2 separate regions of the Mus musculus genome follow, and region 1 is linked to region 2. Evidence: chromatin loops called from intact Hi-C (ENCODE). Cell type or tissue: heart. All regions are shown on one strand. Each heading gives the region's core, and the rest is flanking DNA. Links, peaks and the distances in the headings are about the cores only. Region 1 overlaps Kazn (kazrin, periplakin interacting protein). Region 2 holds the start of Tmem51 (transmembrane protein 51).

Evidence for each region. Peaks named below come from ENCODE experiments on the same cell type or tissue, not always from the same donor. Only the 100,000 strongest peaks of a DNase experiment are listed, where the experiment ranks them.
Region 1: a loop joins it to region 2, with 8 times the contacts of the local background. A loop is called at or near these places in 1 of 42 quality-filtered maps.

What each region holds. Positions count from the first base shown.
Region 1 is chr4:142,141,000-142,149,325 of GRCm38, forward strand. It overlaps Kazn (kazrin, periplakin interacting protein), which reads right to left. Exons shown (of 18, transcript NM_144531.3): 9 at 6,019-6,146; 10 at 2,295-2,345; 11 at 674-797. Among named protein-coding and RNA genes, the nearest start is that of Gm35581, 18 kb to the left of the region's middle. In heart, for the core only: a CTCF peak has its summit at 3,307; no DNase peak of the experiment used is centred there.
Region 2 is chr4:142,079,604-142,087,929 of GRCm38, forward strand. It overlaps Tmem51 (transmembrane protein 51), which reads right to left and starts at 4,701. Exons shown (of 3, transcript NM_145402.3): 1 at 4,459-4,701. It overlaps Tmem51os1 (Tmem51 opposite strand 1), which reads left to right and starts at 4,695. Exons shown (of 5, transcript NR_027137.1): 1 at 4,695-5,371; 2 at 6,078-6,210; 3 at 6,777-6,955; 4 at 7,273-7,691; 5 at 8,149-8,326. In heart, for the core only: CTCF peaks have their summits at 4,241 (motif pointing right) and 4,461; DNase peaks (open chromatin) are centred at 1,818, 1,908, 4,278 and 4,878; H3K4me3 peaks cover 3,051 bases; H3K27ac peaks cover 4,022 bases; H3K27me3 peaks cover 843 bases.

The DNA.
Region 1 (8,326 bases), core at 288-8,287, 61 kb after region 2:
AAGTGACTCGGGCACACCCCGAGAACAGGGTCTGGTCCCACACGTTCACACCGAAGAAGGGTCGGGAGGAGGGGAACATGAAAAACAGACCACGTTCTTGGCGACATGGGCTGCAGTAAGAGTAGCGGCTGGCTGGACCAGGGACTTTACAAGCACAAAGTGCACACTACTTTTGTTATTTACAAATACACAGCAGTCCTTCAAGTGTTCAAGTTTCATAAAAAGGAGGAGGGAAGAGAAAGGGGCAAATTAAAAACAAAAACACAACGCATTAAACAGACAACAAACAAACAAAACCCCCAAAACATCGAAAAACAAAAACAAAAACAAACGAGAAAAAACAAACACAAGTGTATCTCTCGGAGACAACAGCGTTGACAGAGTCACACACGGTTTGTGGTATGTACATCGATTACAGAGGTGACGACGCGGAGGGGGTGTGGGGTCACATTTGTGTTTCTGCCTGTTCCAGGCGCTTAGCTACACACACCCATGAGGGTGAGTGCATCCGTGCACACACACACCCCACACAAGCTCCGCACCCCCACGCACACACACTCTCTCGCACGCTCCATGGCTCATCCACACACAGACACGCCCGTGGGCAATGGGCGAAGGGCGGTGGGTTATCACCAGTCCGCGTCTTCCTCTATGTAATAATCAGGGGCGGTACCATCAAAGAGGCCCGGGTCGAGGGACTTCCGTTGCTTCCCTCTGGCGAAGACTCGAGAGATGGAGCCGAATCCCATCTTCTCCTTCTTCTTTTTCCGTTTTTGGTCTTCAAGATCCTCTAGTGACTGAGGCGGAGGGAGAAGAACAAAGGTGAAGTTAGCCTGGTGAGGAGAGTAGCTGTGGGTAAGTCACGGTCAAGACTTGACTTTCCTAAGTCACGGTCAAGAAGGCAGCGAGTGATGGAGAACTTAGGTAAGAAGCTGGGCTCTGGGGCTGGAGTCCCAGGAGTCTGTCCCTTCCCCTCTGAGCAAACCTAGGTTAGTTTTAAAGCCTCTCATAGCTAGTAACAGAACCTGCCAAGATCGTCCCGAGCGCATTGCTAATATAAGGCAAAGATACTTAGGCTGATCCTGGCTTGACAGCCATGTAGTGGCCAGGGGCTGCTCTAGCTGCTCGGACTATTACTATCATTTAAGTTCTGTTTGATGACTTAAAGGACCAGTCAAAGTCCTGCAGGGACGTACCCAGGAACCTGACTACTACTTGCAATCACTCTACTGCAGGGTGGAGAGACTGTGTGCAGACCTGATGCCTTAGCACATGGCAGAGCAGAATGGGGCTAGCCTAGAAACTTGGCAGTACAGAATGGGGCTAGCCTAGAAACCCTGATAATGACCTTGTAACTGCAGATGTGGGATAGCACCCGCAGAAAGCTTTACAAACGGCCAAGTGCTTACACGTGGTTGGTATTATCTACAGAAAGGGTAGGGCATAAACTAGACTTGAAGCCCACAGAACACTTTTGAATGTCTTGGAGGACAACCCCTGACTCCAGCCTGGGCTGGAATTCCCATTCTGAAGGGCCCAGGAATCTGCATTAAAGATGTCTGTAGTCTGGGGCTAGAGAGATGGCTCAGTGGTTAAGAGCAACGACTGCTCTTCTGGAAGACCCAGTTTCGATTCCCAGCACCCACACTGTGGCTCACAACTATCTGTAGCTACAGTTCCAGAGGATCTGATACCTTCGCAGAGACAAACATGCATGCAAAACACCAATGCACATCAAATAAAAATAAGTCATTAATATATATATAAAGTGTATGTATGTCTGGGGTCTTATCTAGGGGAACCTTATGCAGATGGATAGCGCACAGACAGAAAATGTGAAACATCTTAATACTAGAGATGCTGCCCTCAAGACCTTCTCTGTGTGCCTTTCTCATACTGTTGACAAAAATGGGGCCAGACCTACCAGCAGCCAGGGGCTGGAAATGCCCACTGCCCGTGGTTCCGTCTTTGAAGAATGAAGCTAACGATAATCCAGAGACCTAGGTGCAAGGGGAAGATGCTCACCGCAGCAGCAACAGGATACGGGGTGTGTGGTGTGCACAGTGGGCTTACAGGATAGAGATGTGTAGTGTGCACAGTGAGCCTACCAGGTCAGGCAGAGTGTATGCTCGGGTGCCAGCACACGTGTGTGACTCAAAGAGGGGTTCTATTCCTCTCTGTCTTGGGCAGCCCAAAACTGGCATTGAGATGATTGACAGTTCAGAGCAACAAGGCTGGGAGAGGACAAGGTGGGGTGGAGGGAGGCTCCAGGCACCCAAGGAAGCTATACCCACCTGTACAATAGGGTTGTGTAGGCTCTTCTGAACTGGGCCGGGACTGTCGCCCTATAGCCAAAGGAGAAGAAGATGAAGCAGCAGACACAGGACACACGAGGGCACAGGTGGCCTGTGAGGATGGGGGAAAGCCACCATCTCCTCCAGGGCTGCCCTGCCTCTACGTGGGGAATCCCGCTGGAATGCCCCTCTGGCCCTTCCACACAGCTCACTGATGGGCCCTGGGCCTCATCAAGTCAGAGGACCCAAGGGACTCTCCTACCTGGCCTTTCAACCCTTAATCCTCTGAGGCTTAAGTTCCTGCCTTAATTGGTCCACGTGTTTAAATGGAAGGTTGGTTCTGCTAGGTATTTGTTTTTCTAAGTACAGAAATCAGCTTTAATGGAAAGAACATTCTAAGGGGGGAGGGAGTTGAAATGAGTGATAGACACGTGTAGCAAGCCCCTAGTTCTATTCCCCAGCACTGAAAAGGAAAAAACAAAACAATACCAAACAAACAAACAAACAAAACAAAAACAAATTAAATAATGGACTCAGAAGATTGCATGGTCACTAACTTACCCTGAAACCAACACAGCGACTCACTCCTATTTTGTGGAGAGGCCGTCAGAAACTGTTAGTGGGATTTAGGTCTAAGTAGGAGCCCAATGACAGTCTCTTGCAGAGCTAATAGCAAGTAGAGTTGGGACTCAAACCCAGGGCATCTCATTTCTCCTGGCTCTGCGCTCTTTCTAGGCAGGGCTCCACAGCAAGTGCACAATATGTCCTGAGCCTTAGGACCTGTCATTCACACAAGTCTGGGCCCCTTTCAAATCCTTCGTAGGGAACACTAGATAGCCTGTGGATAGGTAGGCCATTTCCATGAGTCACCAACTATGTCCCAGGTGGGAAGGGAAGGAACCCTTAATAGCCCGTGGGTGTGTAAATGTTTTTCTTATATCCCCGAATCACAACACATCTGTTCTACCTGGAAGATTTTTAAAAAGGCATTACTAGGGAGACTCCTGGTGGTCGTTTCTGGAATTACAAGCACAATACCCATGAAGAAATCAAGTGTCACTTGGACCAAGGTCTCTTAACATCTAATGTCCCTGTACTGAGTCTTCATTTCAGCTCTAATCAGTGGCCAGAGTGTGAGGTGTTCTTTAGTCCAGTCTGTGTCGATCTGACTGCTACCAGGTCAAATCCCCAAGGACAGAGGGTCACCTGGAGCCATTTTCTGGCTTTTTAGTTTACCTATGCACACACCTGGGAACAAAGTGTGTTTGGAGAGATTTCACATAGGGCAGTTCAGCTTACAGTCCACTCTCAAGGTTTGCAAGCAAAACTCCATCCTTAGGCAGCCGAGACAGCTCTTCTGCGAAGTGCCATCTTTTCTAAATCTATCCAAGTTGCTTTTGGCAGCAGGGATGGGCTGAGGCTGGCCTGTGTCAAATGGAGTTCTGGTGGCAGGAACTATGGGTGGATCTGTCAGCAGCATTCCTGTCCCTGAGTGCCTTAGGGTCACTGAGATGGACAGCATCTGTCGAAGGGTGTCAGCCTAAGGCTGGGACTCTCCTCCACCTATGTGCTAAGTAAGAGTAGGCAGGCAACTCCCTGTCCACTACAGTCCCTTCAACTGAAAAAAAACAGATGACAGAGACACTGGAGGGGTTTTCTCTGCTCTGTGGTCTGTCAGCCTCATGCCCTAGGCTGTGGAAAAGAGAAGACACATTGCTTCTTCACAGCCTACGGAAAAGAAGGGCTCCTAGCCCTGCCACAGACAGCTTGAAGCTTCTGGGCCAGAAATCCCACGGTCGTCCAAGCCGGCTCGGCTGCCTCTAAGAGAATTTGTGTATGTGTATGTATGTGTGTATGTGCACATGAGGGTGAGTGTGTGTGTGTAGCTTAGAGACCAACTTCAGCATCATTTCTCAGGAACTATTCACTGTATTGAGATAGGGTCTTTCACTGGCCTGAGCTCACTGACTAAACAAAGCTAGTGGGTCAGGGAGCCCCAAGGACCCTCCCGTTTCCACCTCCTCAGTGCTGGGATTACACGTGAACTCCACTGTGCCTGTCCCTTTAAGGTGGATTCTGGGGACTGGACTTAGCTCTTCACGCTTGCACAGCGAACGTTTTTTAACAACGGAGCCGTTTCTCCAGTCCTTGTAATTGCTGCTACTTTGATAGTAAGCATTCTTCATGATTACTGTGGATGGGGGAAAGGGTTCCCTCACTCAAACCCGGGAAAGCTGCTGGTTTTCCATAACCGTATGCACTTGTTTATTATGGGTTATCATACATAGCATGCACCTCTCCTAAGTGTCTTAGGCAAAGACCCACAGTCAGCCAGTAATGGTTTTCATACGTTCTGTTGATTAATAAGACAATATTAACTTGCGTTTCTGAAAATGTGTTCCCAGGCTGGTGAGATGGCTCGGGGTTTAAGAGCACTTGTTACTCCTGCAGAGGACCTGGGTTCAGTCCCTAGCACCCAGATGATGGCTCACATCCATCCTGTAATCCAGTTCCTGGGGAATCTGATACTCTCTTCTGGCCTCCGTGGGCATCGTGTACACAGATGGTGCACTGACATATACATGAAGGCAGAACACTCATGCACATAAAATAAAAATAAATAAGAAGCCAGGTAGTGGTGGCACACGCCTTTAATCCCAGCACTTGGGAGGCAGAAGCAGGCAGATTTCTGAGTTTGAGGCCAGCCTGGTCTACAGAGTGAGTTCCAGGACAGCCAGAGCTATACAGAGAAACCCTGTCTCGAAAAACAAAACAAAAATAAATAGATAGATAAATAAATAAATAAATAAATAAATTAATTAATTAATAAGAAAGAAGGAAAAACAAAAGGCCTTCCTATGTACCTGAAGACACTTCTGTGTGGCACCTCTGTCATTAGGACATGGCGGGGAAGCCCTTTGGGTTATCAGCTGGGTTGATGGGACAAAATTTCAAAGCGGTCCCCACCTCTGACCTGTTGGAAGCTAACACGATGTTTTTGGGCCACCAGCTTGGGAACCTGTGGCGGCTTGGCTATGGTTTGAGAGTGTCCTCCAAAGGTCTGTTGTATTGGAAGCCTAGTCCCCAGGGTGATGATGTGAGACGTAATGGAAACTTTATGACGTAGAGCCTAAGAGGAGTCATTTCTTTTAGAGGTTTTCCAGCTTCAGCCACTTTGTTATAGCAAACACACAGTGGACTCACACAGAGCCCTCCTGGAGGGAGCATGTCTCTTAGCTGCTGATGTTCAGTATGTAATTTAAAAAGGTCTGTCTAACAAAGTCAGACAAATTCACAGGACCTCTCTGCAGAGACCAAACGTGTCTCAAATGACTGGAATCTCAAAATTAAAATGCAGCAATCTGCTTCATTCCAGGGTGAAAGGAGAGAGTGGGATTCTATAGGGACAGGTGGTCCTGTAGTCAGGCCCAGGGTCTCAGGCAGGGCCCAAGACGGGGTACACTGGGCGGGGTGTGCTGGGCGGGGTTCCAGGCTGCGCAGACCCTGCTCACCCTCCCGGGCATAGGAGGAAACAGGCCTCATTTCTTTCTCTCCCCACGTCCACCGCTTCTTGCAAAAGGAAAGAACAGAACGGGAAATGCCTTCGCCACGGCGTTCCCTGGGTGGACGAGAGGAAAGAGTTGGCACATCTTTATCCCACCCCATGGCCCTGCCATTTCTGGGCAGGGCCCAAGCGCCCAGGCCCTGCCGCTGCTGGCCTTACGTTGCAGAGGGAGTGTGTCCGGTGTCTTGGGGAGTTGATGTCGCTTGGTGTAGATGACCGGTCACCTTCAGCAGCAGAAGCATCAGAGATGACGGAGGGCTGTCTTGAGTGGCAGGGGCTCACCCTGACTGCTGGAAAACAGGGACAGCTGGTTAGTAAGTGACCCACGAATGACTGCCTGATACACCCATTGTACAGATGAAAACACTGAGTCCGAGGGAAGGTGAATGTAGTGGCTAGCTCTTCCCTTATGCACCACAGCCCTGCTTGTTCTAAGGGTGGCTGCAGGGGAGTCCTTCCCCCTTCCTTGTGATCCAGCTCATGCCCTCCTCACTTGGGGGAGGTGAGGGTCTATGAAGTCTTATCTGAATGTTTCTAGACACTATGCAACCATAACCACAACAGAATAGCAGAGTCCCAGACAAGAAATCCCTAGGCCACTGTCAGCTCCTTTCTTTCTCCAACATCCCAGTGTCTCTGAATCCCAGCCCCAAGACCACCAACTCTCCTAGCCCATGGTAACTGCCATCGGTCCCCGCAGGGTGGCCTCTCTGCCTCCATTATTACTCACAATGAAGCCAGAGCCACAGGCTTTTGGCCACTGTAGGGGTAAAAAATACAGCCCTGTTCCTGGCCCCTGAAGCCTGGAGGCAAGCTTTAACACCTCATCAGCCAGGGCTCAGCCTCCCGCTCGCTGTGACGCCGCTACACACATGTGGAGGTCAAAGGTCGACAGGTATTTTCTCCAATCACTCTCCACCTTTTAAAATGAACTTCTATTTATGTGTATGTGCACCGCATGTGTGAAGTTCCGGCGGAGGCCAGAAGAGGGTATCAGATCCTCTGGAACTGGAGTCACAGGTTGTGAGCCTCCATGTGGGTGTTGAGAATGGAAACCAGGCTCTCCAGCACTGTATCTACCTTGTTGTTTGTTTGAGACAGCAACTCACTGATTCAGGTAGACATGCTGGCCGGCAAACCCGGGGGACCTTCCAGTCTTAGCTTCCTTAGGGCTGGGCTCACAGTGCACAGTGCCACACCCAGTTTCTTACCTTCTTATTGCCAGACTTTATGTTCACATGCATTGTCTGCCCAGCACTGAGTGCACCATGGGGGTCCTTATATACATTTGTTTGCTTCTGGGCTTTCAGTGTCTTACACTCTGTAGGTACTTTATACACAGTGCTGGAGTGAAAGGCCCATCCCAGAAGCCATAGCCCAGAAGTCTACTGGGTCCTGCTGCAAATCTCTCCTATGTTCCAGCGCCAGACAGCATTGCACAGAGGGAGCACTGTTACCTCTGCACCCATTCCATATGAGCATTCCTGCCACCAATGACCACGTAGCCCAGTGGGGAAGTAGCTGGTTGGTGGCTCTGAATTACTTCCGACCTAGATGGGTTCCTTTACAGGCTGTGTGGCGCTGGGCAAGCTCCTCACCCTTGCTGAGCCATTGGCTCATTATCTATTATCTGAACCTGGGAGGTGCCTGTGCTGGTTGGTATTTTGATGCCAACTTGACACAAGCTGGAGTCATCTGGGATGAGAAACCCTTAACCAAGAAATTGCCTCCATCAGATTAGCATGTAGGGAAGTGTTGGGCGCATTTCCTTGATTGAGGACTGACGTGCAAGGTCCCAGCTCAATGTGGGTTGTGCCACCCTGGGCAGGATGCAGGCAGTATAGGTAAGCAAGCTGAGGCAACTGTGGAGAGCAAAGGAAGCCAGGGAGCAGGATTCCTCCATCTCTGTTTCTGGTCCCTGCCTCCAGGGTCCTGCTCCGATTTCCCTTCATGAAACTGCGAGATGCCAGGGTTGCTTCTGTCATGGCATTGGCAACATAAGTAGACTAGAACACTGCTGGTGACAGCCTCTCCGCAGAGGATCCGGGTGAGACACGCACCTACTGTGGTGTGTGCGGTAGAAAGGGAAGAGGAGCCATGTGGCAGACACCCTCCCATGGACAGCACAGGGTGGAGGTGGGTGACCCCGTGCGTGCAAATACCTAGTTACAAAAGCACAGAGGAGTTCGGGCTGTGGTGGGGGTGTGAAGACTGACAGCCAAGAAGAGAACCTGGAAGTTTCTCTGAGAAGCCATGTTTAATAAAAAGTTCTGATGTGGCTGCAGGAGCAAGCGGCAAGGACAGTAGAGGAAGAAGGGCTCAGACGATGGTGGATTCTGTAGCCTGGGCTAACCCTAATTTAGTGTCAGACCCACCAAGGATGGGGAACTTGCAGCCTCAGGCTGTAGTTGGAAGTCACTTATCAATCATGCCTCAACTATTACAAACTGCCCACCTTCAACAGCAC
Region 2 (8,326 bases), core at 289-8,288:
GAAAGTAGGAATCTGATGCCATGATTGTATAGCAAGTGCTTTTAGCCACTGAGGCATCTCTTCAGCCTCTACTTTCGCCCCCTGCTCCTGAGAAGAAGGGCTGAAATGAACAAGCCCAAATCAGGCACCCCAGGGATGCCTAGTCTGGCGAAGCCATGGTACCAGGGGTGGTACCACTGGTTGGCTTAAAATGAACACAGCTAAAATTAGACTCTTCCTCTGTGTGACCTTGGGCTCCCAGCAGCCCCATCCAAATGCCAGCTTCCTCTTTCTAAAGACCTCATGAGGATCAGATGTCTCCTCGACACACACGGAAACGTGGACCACGAAGCCCCATGCACCTTGAATTGTGTTAGAGTCAAGGAAGTGTCCTGACTGAACTGACCCTAAAAGGCAGACTCCTGAATTGCTGATCGCCACCATTTAGAAGGTCATGAGTCTAGCATGTCGGAGCGTGTAGGGGAAAACTTGTCCCTTCAGGATGCAAAACCAGACGTAGCACTGCAGAGTAAGTTCAGCCAGCTTTACAGCCAGTGTTGCTGGGTCTATGACACAGTCCCTTCCTGTCCTTACAAGGCATGTGTGTGTTTGACATCTGGAGCAGCAGCGGTTTCCTTAGTCTGCAGATGCAGAGACACCTGTATGGCTCAGTGGATGAGGGGAGTGTCAGACATGTCACCAGCAGCCCCCTTCCAGATGACAATGAGCAGACAGGATCTGACAATGGTAAACCCGAGCAAGGGGCCCCAGCTCCAGCCCCACATAAGCTGGGTGTGGTGTTGGATATCGATAGCCCTTATACTCAGGAGGTGAGGCAGGAGGACCAGAAGCCACCCTCAGCTACATACAGAGTTCAAAGTCAGCTTGGGCTCCGTGAGATTGTCACACAGCAGACAAACAAACAGGAGGGTTCTGAGAAACATCCAAGACAGCCTGGTGAGATGGCTCCGCAGGTAAAGATGTTTGCTGCCAAGGCTGACGACCTGAGTTCCCATCCCCCCCAGAAATCAAGGAAGAAGAGACAACTGACTGCCAAAGGTTTTCCTCTGGCCTCTATACACATGCCTTGGCGTGCACGCACCTACACATACACACCAGTAGTAAATAAAATATAACAATAAATCATCTAAGACAGAACTGGGAAAACCAAGGCCTGGACCTGGCTTTAATCTCAGGCATGCTCTTCCCTCTCCTCAGGCCTCAGTTTCCCTATTGGTAAGATTAGGAGATTGGACTTCTGAAGCTAAGGTCCCCCTGCTGCTGGTTCCAACATCCTAGGTCCTAAAGTGACCGGCATGCAAATGTGAGGGCAGCTGAGCCTGTAAATCTAGGCCAGGGGAGAAAGGAGCCAGAGGGAAGGAACAGCTGAACGGCGGCAGGCAGGCAGAGTGCCAGGGCCAAGCTGCCATTCTGAGATGGGGCTGGGGCTTGAGAGAATCAACCCAAGGTGTGGTGGCTGCAACAGCTTAGCACAGACCCACCTGTGAGATTTCTGGCCCCTGTCTTGGACCATCTGGAAATGGTCGGGGCAGCCTGGCCTGTGGCAGGGAAGGAAAACCAAACAAGAGCTCCCAGGAGAGGAGGCCTGGCGCCAAGGGCTGGAGGAGGGGATGCGCGCGCGCGGGGGCGGGGGGGTGGGGGGGAGAATACACTGTCAGGCCATGCTAGGCTGCGCCACCTGTCCAGGCTGGGAGGAAGCAGGAGTAGATGGAACGTCCAGAAAGACCCAGAAACTATGGAATCATCCAAGCTGTCCCCCATGTGACCACCAGGCCCCACCCCCAGGATCGCATGAAGGACCCCAGAAGGGAGATGCGCACCTATCTGCTGCAGGTCTCTGGTCTTTCTGAGTTACATGAGCGGGTCCCATGGATGTGGTGTACGGACAGCTAGACGCTCCCCTCCACCTGCCACACTCCAGGATCCTCCTGTTGCCTCCAGGCAATGAGAGACTTCACACACACACACACACACACACACACACACACACACACACACACACACACACACACACACACGGAGGGTGTTTCCGAGGCTGCTAAGTGCAGGATGTATCCCTGAGTGCCAGGGCATTGACCATAAAAGTGAAAGGAAGCAGCCAGCCAGATGCAGATTCCTCACGCCCCGTGGAGAGACGGAAGCTCCTGGAACTTTCCCAGGGCCGCTGACTCCCTAGAATCCGCCCTGGGATCTCTTTTTGATCTGCAACTGCAACAAGAGACGGGAGAGGTTCCCTGCCAGCCTCACTCAGAACAGGGAAGGGCAAAAATGCAGAAGTATGCTGGTGTACATCAGGGGCCCCACCCCAAAAAACCCGAAAGGCCACACTGCTCCTGGAGGACATCAGCAGGAGTGGCCTCTTCTGTTCTCACTGTGGCCAGAGAAGGCCCGGAACCTGTGACGTCAGGAACCCAAGCAACCGCTGGAGGGTCCGGGGCTCTGACAATATCCTGGGAACTCATGGGCTCTCTGGTAGGAAAGAGAGCAGCCATTTGGGCCTCCTACAGAGTCCAGGGATCATGCCCTCGATCATCAGTCACATGTGAAGGTCACAAGTTGATCCTTGCCTCCTGTATGGTCTCCTACACAGTGCCCCTCAGTGTCTCTACTGTCCAGAGCCAGATTTCCTGCTCCTGGCTGTCTTTTTGAATAAAAGTTTAAGACTGTCTCATTGCTGTTGTTGTGACTTGTACAGTGCCAGGGATGGAACCCAGGGCCTTGCATCACAAGCAAGTACTCTACTCCTGAGACCACTGCCCCAACCCTCACACCAGAATTATCTGAATGGTAAGGTCAGACGACTCCCTGCCCTAAAACCTAGAATAGGATGTGTGTCTACAATGTCCACTGTCGGCAGCTCCTGGTTTACACAAAATGCTTGGTCTACCTCTGCTCACCTCTGTGGGATGGTCCCATTCCACCCCCGTCCCCGCAGCTCCCTCACCCTACTGCCTATCCAGTCCATCTCATCGTAAACCCCCAGACCTTTAACTTTCCCCTCAACCTGCTCACAAACCCATGCACACTACTCAAATGGTACCCCAGCCAGCACATCCGCACACCTATAGACCTCCATATTATTGTTCCTGTCATCTCGTCTGCTCTGACATCTTTCTCTCCTGTCCTCCAGGGATACCAACGTCCTGATGACTACACCAGTACCCACTTTCGTCTCTCTCTAAGCCCCCCTAATACAGTAATTACAGAGTGTGTGCCACCAAAGCCTTATTGCAGTCCAGGAGGTCGGCACTCCAGACTTGGAGGAGGAGACAGGCTCAGAGGGGGTGAGGTGACTTGGCTCACCATCATCACACAGCCCTTGTCATATCTACCGCTGACTTCCTTGATTTCCCAATTAGACAGGGCTGGCTTTGGGTGATGCCCAATGACCAACAGAATGGCCACCAGTCTCTTTTTCTCTGCTCACCCTTTTCTTTCTGTCTGGGTTGGGGGAACCTTTGATCTGGTTCTGAGGGAGATATTTGGAAAGGAGTAACTCCCCCCAAGGACCTTTGAATGACAGGTCTCAGTGGGAAAGCTCTTGACCCTTCTCTTAAGAAGCCAACCTTCAAGTTTGCTTTCAAAACAAAAGCTAGAGGAACTAGAGGAAGCCCTGAAGTGGACAGGTGGGGATCCCTACCCCCCCCCCCCAAGCCTGCTTAACTCGCCTAGGTCCTGCCCCTTCACTCCACTCCTGACTTCATCTCTAAGTTTCCATATTGGCCAAGGACCTGGCTCAGGGTCACATATATCATCAGAGGAGAAACCCACCACCTTGCAGGGTCCCCCACTGACAGGTCTCCTGCTCCTACCTTGTGCGTGAGAAAAAAATTCTCAAAGTGGCCAAATCAAACTTGGCGTTCCCTCCTCAAATGCACCCACAACATTCATATCAATTACAAGCAAACTTACTATGTCGTCGGTATTTTGTTCTCCCCTGCACCCTGTAACTTAATTTACAGTCATTGGTCTGCGAATACTTAGCCTCAGCCTAGGGCTCCTCGGGCTCCTATAGTCACTCCTATTTTACAGGCGAAGAAACTAAGGACCCTGGAGGACCGCTGGCTCTCCACCCCTCGATTGCTTCTTAATCCGGTAACAGTCAGAAGGAAGTAAGAATACACAATGTCCACCCCTACATTACTAGGACAGAGGCTCCCACGGCCGGCTCAGTGCCCTATCCAAGTTCTTTCCTCTCAAAAGTGCCCAGGTGCTCTGTCCAGGCACAAGCGGATGGAACCTGTCCCCGCCAACAGGGGGCCCTCGAGGCCAAAGCCAGAGCGACGCGGGGAGGCGGGAGAACTCCACATCAGCCGGGTGCGGCTACAGAGGGTGCGGGGGGGGGGGGGGGGCGGAGTGGAGTCCCCTGAGGAACATGTCCGACATGATGCTCCCGGACGCACGGATACCCAACCCGGGCCCTACCGTGCTCTTTTCGGCGCGAGGACGCAGACTCACCCCGAAGGCAAAGGGCCACGCTTGGTCTCTGTCCGCAGGCCCGGGGCTGGGGGTTTCGCGACACCCCCACCCCAGGCAATCGCGGGCCGCGGAGCCGGAGCCGGGGAGCACAGCGTGGAGAGGGCGCGCAGCCCGGGGACCTCTGTGGCGATCAGCCAGCGCGGCCCAAAGCAGCGAGAGCAGGAGGGAGGGACCGAGGGCGCCCGCAGGAGGCACCGCCCACCTGCCCACCCTGCGCCCTACGCCACCAGGCGGGGACCCGGACCCTGGGGCGGAGCAGGCTGGAGGGCCTGGCCCTGCAACGCAGTGCAGGGTCCCGGACCTCCTACTCTGAGGCTGGGGAATGGCTGTCTACTGGGGCACTTGAGGGATAATGGGAGCTGGGAGTCCCTGTTCGGCGACCTCACCTGGCTGTAAACTCACCTTCTTGTGCGCGCAGGCCGCCGCTCCTGCGGCTCCAGGCAGCCAAGCCCAATGATGGGCGGAGGAGGGAAGGAGGAAGGAAGGGAAGTTTTCCCAGCCTCTCAGCTCACGCTTTCGGTCAGCTTCCCACTCTCTGGTGTCCCGGACGCCCTCCGGATCGCCACTTCGAGCCCTAGTCTAGCTCGGGAGTGTTCCCGTAAGGGGCGCGTTCCCAGCTTGGCAGAAAACTTTCCAGCGAATCACAGGCTGGCTTCTCCCTCCGCCTGGAGCCGGGGAGGGTGATCTGAACTGAGTGGCGCCTCACCTGGCTGGAAGTTTGCCTGGGAACCCCACGACTCCAGGCACAGATCTATGTGCCCTGCCAGCTCTGAATCTCGACCTGGGTGGCTTCGTGGGTGCGCAGCCAGCTCTTTGAAGTTCAAGGCTTGAGAAGTCCCTGGGCAGCCGGGTGTCAGAGGATTCGGCTGGGGTTAAAAGGCGCCTCCTACTGGTGTGTGTGTGTGTGTGTGTGTGTGTGTGTGTGTGTGAGAGAGAGAGAGAGAGAGAGAGAGAGAGAGAGAGAGAGAGAGAGAGATTGAAAGTCCGCTTTCTGGATAAACCGCACAGCTTGGCTGCAGCCAAGTTCACTTGGAATTCCTGGGTACATACTTCCCGAGCTGTATACTTCCGGAGTCCAATCACACTCTATACACTGCTACTTCTTATTTGCACTGATAGAAAGGGATTAATTGGGAAATGGCTTGTGATTTGGGAAGTGAAAAGGGCATTTTTGGAAACAGGTTCGGAGCGCAAGAGTAACTGCTAACATTTCACGTCCTTACTCTGAACCCGGCCTGGGTGACCCCACCCCCGCCCCGCCCCGCCTCGCCTCCTGAACATTCTCCCTCAACCTCTCCACCCGGCACAGCCCGGGCCTATAGTTTGCATTTCACCCTGACAGACTCGAGGCAGGTCATTCAGAGAGTCCCAGAGGTGGAAGCAAGGAATACTGGTACTTTTCCATGCCGGGATTCAGCTCTAGACCTGCCCCTACACCGCATCTAATCTAGCTGGGCAGGTCTGTCTCTTCCAAGCGGGGAGAGACCAAGGACTTAACAGCCAAAGCTGAGCTGAGAGGAAAACTAAAAGAGTCGCATCGCACACTGTCCAACCTTCTGCCTTAATGTGTTTCTTTTTTCTTACCTCTTCCCACCCAGGAGCTGCCTGCCTCCTTATCCCACCACGCTGCTACCTCACCAGGACCGGAGGCATGTGTCCTTAGGGGAAACGATCCAAAGATGCGAATCTCAAACAGTGACTTCTATTACCTATTGTGCTGTCTAGTTTTATGTGAGCTTGACACAAGTTATAGTTATATTTGTTGAGGGATTCTCAACTGAGAAAATGCCTCCATAAGATCAGGCTGTGGGCAAGTCTGTGGGGCATTTTCTTAATTAGTGATTAGTAGGGTGTGTGTGTGTGTGTGTGTGTGTGTGTGTGTGTGTGTGTGTGTGTGTGTGCAGTCCATTGTGGGGACCTCTGGGTCCTGAGTGCTGTAGAAACCAGTCAGAACAATCATGAGGAACAAGCCAGTAAGCAGCATCCCTCCATGGCCTCCGCATCAGCTCCTGCCTCCAGGTTCCTGCCCTGCTTGAGTTCCTGCCTGATTTCCTTCAATGATGAACAGTAATGTAGAAGCCTAAGCCAAATACACACACACACACACACACACACACACACACACACACACACACAGTCATGGTGTTTCATTGCAGCAGTAGGAACCCTAGCCAGAGCATCTATTATCACAGGACATCGGGGTTGGGGTTGGATAATGGATGCTGTCTATTGAATCCTGTGCTGCAAACATCCAACCTTCACAGAGCACTAAGAGGAAGATCTTTCTGACTTTTCAGGGGAGGCCTCAAAAATGAGAAGATTCTATTCTTGGATCTGCCAGCACTGGGGCTGTCTCTGCAGCCCTGGCTCAGAATACCCACACCTAGAATTTCCAAGAGCTGGCAGGATAATGGGCGCCCAAAGCTGTTCACATCTCAAGTCTCCGGAACCCAGGACCTTAGGTGGTAGACTGCAGGTATGATCAAGCTGTGAATCTGGAGATCAGGGTCACCCAAAGAGGTCACAGGGGCTTTTGTCAGAGGAAGGTAGGAGGGTCGGTCGTATCTGAGATGTTGCAGGGGAAGAAGGGGTCAGAGAAAGCTTCTGAAAGGGATCCTGTGACAGCCAAGGGATGTTAGCGGCCTAGAAAAGCTGGAAATGATAGGAATAGATTATGTGGTAGAAAGCCCAGAAGGGACTTCCCACCTGCTAAGGGTCCTCACACTTGTTACTGATTTTAGCCTGGGAGAAGCTGCTACCTGACCTCCAAAACTGTAACCTTGTTTCTCTAAGCCCTGCAGCAGTTCCTGGCAATTTGTTACAGTAGCCACGGGGAATGGATACATCTAGCCTCTCAGCTGTATAGGCCAATGCTGATTTCACCAGCCCTTCTGCTGACAGTCCACTGGAAAGCTCTTCTCTCAAGAGACACCAGGATATAGCTTGATTCACGGATTTAGAAAGAGGATAAGATTTCATCAGATCTGTCTTTATTGTTTTTTTTTTTTTTTTGGCTTCTCTGCCATTTTGAACTGTGTGACCTTGGGAAAATGTCTTATTCTCTCTGGGCCTCAGTTTCTTTCTTTAAATGTAAAAACAGTGATGCTGGCTAGGTACACAGGAGGCAGATGCCTATGGCCCCAGATACTTCAGATGCTGAGGCAGGAGGATGGCACATTTGAGGTCACCTTGGCAACCTTCTTTTGTTATCAGTGAGTGTCGAAACGTGGGCCTCATGTATGGGAACTGAGTACTTTTCCATTACACTGCATCTCCAGACCTAGCTTGAGTAACTTAATGAAACTCTCTCCAAAAACAACAAACTAATTAAGTTAAATAAGTCTTAAAATAGGGTCTGAAGATGTAGCTCAGTGGTAGAGTGTTTGCCCTACCTGCGTTTCTTCCCAGCAGGGCATAAGCCTCAGTGGGGTGGCACACTCTTGAAATCCTAGCACTAAGGAGGTGGAGGCAGGAGGATCAGAACTGCAAGTCATCCTTGTGTATACAGCTAAATTTGAGGCCAGCCTGGGCTACGTGTAATACCCTGTCTCGTATTGACGATTACAATAATGAAATGCGTAGCCTACGTGTGGCCCCGGGTCCCATCCTCAGCACATCGAGAAGAAGACAGAATAAAAATAGTGATGCTAAGAATACTCTCCTTTGCAGGATCAATATGAGTATCAGAGGCAGCAGCAGGATGCGATGCTCTGTGTGAGCCCCCATGACATCTGAACTGCAGTTGCTGAGACCTGAACTGCCCACTCGGGAACACAGGACTCTTTAGAGCGGGCTTGTCTGATGGACCATTCTTGAACTCTGGACACGTGATGCTTGAAAATGAGTG